Regions from separate parts of the Homo sapiens genome. Here region 1 is linked to region 2. A link is an interaction called in ENCODE POLR2A ChIA-PET data of the cell type or tissue named here. Cell type or tissue: GM12878. All regions are shown on one strand. Each heading gives the region's core, and the rest is flanking DNA. Links, peaks and the distances in the headings are about the cores only.

The links. ChIA-PET counts read pairs that join two places held together with the same protein. Peaks named below come from ENCODE experiments on the same cell type or tissue, not always from the same donor. Only the 100,000 strongest peaks of a DNase experiment are listed, where the experiment ranks them.
Region 1: POLR2A ChIA-PET joins it to region 2 with 9 read pairs; 4 of 35 experiments call an interaction of 5 or more read pairs at or near these places.

What each region holds. Positions count from the first base shown.
Region 1 is chr15:90,687,230-90,690,154 of GRCh38, reverse strand. All of the region lies in intron 2 of CRTC3-AS1 (CRTC3 antisense RNA 1), which reads left to right. Among named protein-coding and RNA genes, the nearest start is that of CRTC3-AS1, 28 kb to the left of the region's middle. In GM12878, for the core only: no CTCF peak of the experiment used is centred there; no DNase peak of the experiment used is centred there; H3K27ac peaks cover 1,704 bases.
Region 2 is chr15:90,739,086-90,742,010 of GRCh38, reverse strand. All of the region lies in intron 1 of BLM (BLM RecQ like helicase), which reads right to left. Among named protein-coding and RNA genes, the nearest start is that of BLM, 23 kb to the right of the region's middle. In GM12878, for the core only: no CTCF peak of the experiment used is centred there; a DNase peak (open chromatin) is centred at 1,298.

The DNA.
Region 1 (2,925 bases), core at 125-2,624, 52 kb after region 2:
TAAATGAAATTATTCTCTCTTTAGGTTATACATTTTATGGATAAATTAATTCTAAGCAAAATGTAATAAATTAAGAATGTAGGCCGGGCACAGTGGCTTATGCCTGTAATCCCAGCACTTTGGGAGGCCGAGGCGGGCAGATCACGAGGTCAAGAGATCAAGACCATCCTGGCCAACATGGTGAAACCCCGTCTCTACTAAAAATACAAAAAATTAGCTGGACGTGGTGGTGTGCACCTGTAGTCCCAGCTACTTGGGAGGCTGAGGCGGGAGAATCACTTGAACCCAGGACATGGAGGTTGCAGTGAGCAGAGATTGCATCACTGCACTCTAGCCTGGTGACAGAGCGAGACTCTGTCTCAAATAAGTAAATAAATAAATAAATAAATAAATAAATAAATAAAAATGCATACTGTAATCACCTAGAGCTAAACTGAAAATACTATATAAAGAGGTAGAGCTAGAAACCAATAGAAGAAATAAAATGGACTAATAAAAATATTTGATTAATTGAAGGCAGGCAAAGAGAACAGAATGAAAAATAGGTGGCACAAATAGAAAACAAATAGCAATATAGTAGATTTAAACACAATCATTGCAATCATTACATTAAATATAAATGGACTAAACACTTCAATGAAAAGGCAAAGATTATTAAACAGAATAAAAAACGACCCGAATCTATGCTGGATTTTATTTTGTTTTGTTTTGGCTTCGGGGATTTTTTTTTTTTTTTTTTTTTTTTTTGTGACAGGGTCACATTCTGTGGCCCAGGCTGGAATGCAGTGGCATGATCACAGCTCACTGCAACCTCTGCTTCCTGGACTCAAGTGATCCTCCTGCCTCAGCCTCCCAAGTAGCTGGGATGACAAGCACGTACCACCACGTCTGGCTAATTTTTTTATTTTTTTGTAGAGGTGGGGTTTTACCATGTCACTCAGACTGGTCTCAAACTCCTGGACTCAAGCAATCTGCCTGTCTTGGCCTCCCAAAGTGCTGGGATTACAGGCATGCGCCACCACACCTGGCTATGCTGTCTTAAGAGACACACTTTGAATATATAGAGACCAAAAAAGTGAAAATAAAAGGATAGAGAAATATATATTTAATACAGATAAGAAGGTGAAATATAAACAAGAATAAGAACAAACAAGAAAGCTGATGTGGTTGTATTCATATCAAACAAAGTAGGCATCAAGATAAGGAGTACTAGTAGATACAAGAAGAAAAACTTTATAGAAGAATCAATTCATCAAGAATACTTAACAATCCTAAATGTGTGCACTTAGTAACTATTAGTTTGCTAGGGTTGCCATAGAAAGCCACCACAGACTGATGGTGTCAATAACCAAAATTTATTTTCTCACAGTTCTGGAGGTTAAACATCCAAGACATTGGTGTCGACAGGGTTGATTCCTTCTGAGGGCCATCTTCTCCCTTTGTCTACATATTATCTTCCCTCTTTCTGTGTCTGTGTCAGAATTTCCTCTTCTTATAAGAACACCAGTCATATTGGATTAGGGCCTACCCTAATGACCTCATTTTAACTTAATTATCTCTGTAAAGACCCTAGCTCCAATTACAGTCATGTTCTGAGGTACTCAGAGTTAAGACTTACACATACAAATTTTGGGGGAGGACACAATTCAGTCCATAACAGTAATGGGGCTTCAAAATACATGAAGGAAAAGCTAATAGAACTAAAGCAATAACTAGGCAAATCCACAGTTATGATTAGAGATTTTAATATCTCTCTGTCAGTCACTGATAGACCAAGAAAACAAAAATCACTAAGTATGTGATTTTATTGAATGACACAATTAACCAACCTTGCCTAACTGACATTTATAAAACACTGTGCCAAATAACTACAGAATACACTTTTTTTTTTCAAGGACACATAAAAAATTCCCCATGATAGACCATATGCTGGACTATAAGTAGGTCAATAAATACTAAGAGGCTGATATCTTATAGATGATGTTCTCTGACCACAATGGAATTATATTAGATAGAATAACAAAAACAAATCTAGAAAATCCCCCAGTAATTGGAAATTAAACAACATACTACTAAGTAACTCATGGGTCAAAGAATAAATCACAAAGGAAATTTAAAGATATGTTAGGCGAGGCATGGTGGCTCATGCCTGTAATCCCAGCACTTTGGGAGGCCGAGGCAGGCAGATTGCTTGAGATCAAGAGTCCAAGACAAGCCTGGGCAACATGGTGAAACTGTCTCTACAAAAAAATACAAAAATTAGGTGGGCATGGTGGTGCATGCCTGTAGTCCTGGCTACTCGGGAGGCTGAGGTGGGAGGTGACCCTGGGAGGTAGAGGCTACAGTTAACCCATGATTGTGCCACTGCACTCCAGCCTGGGTGACAGAATGAGACCCTGTTTCAAAAAGCCCACAAAATTTCATTCTTTGAAAATATTAATAAAATTGATAAACTCCAGCACTTAGAAAGAAAGAGAGAAAAAAAATGGGGCCAGAGTAAAAGTTATAGCGTTTCTTATACTGTGCTTATGGGATTTCTCTATGTTTGAACTTAACAGTCAGCCCTCCATATCCATGGGTTCTGCATCTGTGGACTCAACCAACCTTGAATCAAAAGAAATGTTTTTATTTTCTGTAGTGAACATGTGCAGACTTTTTTTTCTTGTCCTTGTTCCCTAAATAATACAATATAACAACTATTTACATAGTATTTATACTTTATTAGGTATTATAAGTAATCTAGAGATGATTTAACATTCTGTATATGGGAAAATGTGCATAGGTTATATGCAAATACAACCCCATTTTATATCAGAGACTTGAGCATCCATGGATTTTGGTGTCTGAGGGAGGTCCTGGAACCGATCCACTATGGATATCCAGGGATGACTGTATATCAAAATAAAAATTTAAACAAGGTGGGTG
Region 2 (2,925 bases), core at 232-2,731:
CACACAGTATGTATTATCAATGCATTTTTGAAAAGGCACCTAATAAAACTCAAACCATGTCTAACAAACACATTAAAACACAAAATTACAAGTGTTTAAAATCTAGAACCAACAAATACCATATATTTTACACTAGGGGTGAATCCATTAAAAACAACAGCAAAAACAATATTGTTCTCTCATTTTCACTCCCATATTGGATGCTCTTGCCAATGCAAAAATATTCGAAAAAGGAAATACTAGAAGAGATGAGATTATCATTATATGTAGACAACTTGATAATATACCAATACAACCCAAAGAAAATCAGTCATAACAATAGATAATTAGAACTTCAGAAAAGTGGCTAAAGATAAATATAGCTATAAATGTAGGGTAAAATCTCAGACCCTTCATAGTTTTTGACTTAATAGATGCACACACAGAGAGATAGAGAAAACAGATGGAAAATATGAGAAGTTAGGAGACATGGAAGACAGAGTAGAAAGTCTAACATAAATCTAGCCAGAGTTCCAGAAAGAAGAGAAAATAGGGAAGAATTAATATTTGAAAAGATAACAGCTGGGACTTTTCCAGGACTAATTAAAGACACTAACCTTCAGATTTGAGAAAGCCAAAAAATTCCAAGCAGAGATAAAAAGAAATCCACACCCAAATATATCAGTGTACCATATGGACAAAAAATTGATTTCTCTTTAGCAAAAATGAAAATCAAAAGACAGTGGAATGATATCTTCGATGTGCTGATAGAAATTAACCCAGAATTCTTTTCCCAGAAAAAATATCTTTCACAAATCAAGGGCAGTGAATTGTACACTAGGTTTTTAAAGGTGAATTTCATGGTATATGAATTATATCTCAATAAAGCTGTTATTTTTAAAAAGTAGCTATAATAAAAGCAACAGATAAGTGTTGGCAACAATGTGGGGAAATCAGAACCCTCATACACTGCTGGTAGGACTCTAAAATGGCACAGCCACTTTGGAAAACAGTCAAGCAGTACCTCAAAAAACGAAACATAGTCACCACGTGTTCTAGTCCATTTTCATACTGCTATGAAGAAACACCTGAGAGTGGGTAATTTATAAAGAAAAAGAGGTTTAATGGACTCAGTTCCACATGGCTGGGGAGGCCTCACAATCATGGCAGAAGGCAAAGGAGGGGCAAAGGCACATCTTATATGGTGGCAGGCAAGAAAGTGTGTGCAGGGGAACTGCCTTTTATAAAACCATCAGCTCTCGTGAGACTTATTCACTCTCACAAGAACAGCATGGGAAAAACCCATGATTCAATTACCTCCCACGAGGTCCCTCCCATGACACATGGGGATTATGGGAGCCACAGTTCAAGATGAGATTTCAATGGGGACACAGGCAAACCATATCACCATGTAACCCAGCAATTTCACTCCTAGCTATATATGCGAAAGAGTGAAAAATGGGTACTCAAAATAAATACTTGTACACAAATTGTTCACAGGAGCATTATTCACAATAGCCAAATTCAGAAACCACTCAAATGTCCATCAAGTGATGAATGGATAAATAAAATGTGTATATCCATTCAACAAAATGTTATTTGGCCACACAAAAAAATATAGTACTGATAAATGCTACAGTAATGACGAGCCTTGAAACCATTATGTTAAGTGAAAGAATCCAGCCACAAAAGATGAACTAGTGTATGATTCCATTTATATGAAATGTATAAGAATAGACATATCCATGGATACAGTGTAGACTACTGATTGCCTAGGGTTGGGAAAGATGAGAGGATTTGGGGATGATGGCAAGGGGTATGCAAATTTCTCTGTGGGCTGATGAAAATGTTCCAACATTGATTGCGGTGATGGTTGCATAACTGTGAATATACTCAAAGCCATTGGATTGTACAGTTTAATGGGTGAATTTTATATGTGTAATGTATTTCAATAGACCTGTCATTCAGGCCAGACACAGTAGCTCATGCCTGTAATCCCAGCCCTTTGGAAGGCTGAGGCGGGGGGATCGCTTGAGCCCAGGAGTTGGAGACCAGCCTGGGCAATATGGTGAAACCCCATCTCTACAAAAAATACAAAAGATTAGCCAGGAATGATGGTGCATGCCTGTTGTCCCAGCTACTTGGGAAGCTGAGGTGGGAGGACTGCTCAACCAGGAAGTCGAGGCTGCAGTGAGCTGTGATTGCACCACTGCACTCTAACCTGGGCAACAGAGCAAGACCCTGTCTCAAAAAAATAAACAAATAATAATTTAAAAACAATACAGCTGTTATTTAAAATGCCACAAGAAATAGAGACACTTCCAGATTATCAAAAAAACAATAGTTTGTCATCAGCAGACTCATACAGTATGGGAATCATAATGTATTCACACTGTAAGTGGAATCATACAGTATTTGCCTTTTCGGGACTGGCTTATTTCACTCAGCACAGTGTTCTCAAGCTTTATCTATGTTGTGAGACATGTGTCAGAATTTCCTGTGTGCAGAGCTCGCTGCAGCCTCAATCTCCTGAGCTCTAATGATCCTCCCACCTCTGCCTCCGGAGTAGCTGGGATTACAGGTATGAGTCACCATGCCAGGCTCCTTCCTTTATTATTATTAATATTTTTTGAGATGGAGTCTTGCTCTGTTGCCCAGGCTGGGGTGCAGTGGCGCAATCTCAGCTCACTGCAACCTCTGCCTCCCGGGTTCAAGTGATTCTCCTGCCCGAGCCTCCTGAGTAGCTGGGATTACAGGTGCGTGCCATCAAGCCCAGCTAATTTTTCTGTTTTGTATTTTTAGTAGAGACGGGGTTTCACCATGTTGGCCAGGCTGGTCTTGAACCTGTGACCTTGTGATCTGCCTGTCTCAGCCTCCCAAAGGGCTGGGATTACAAGTGTGAGCCACCGCGCCTGGCCGCTCCTTCCTTTTTAAGGCTGAATAATA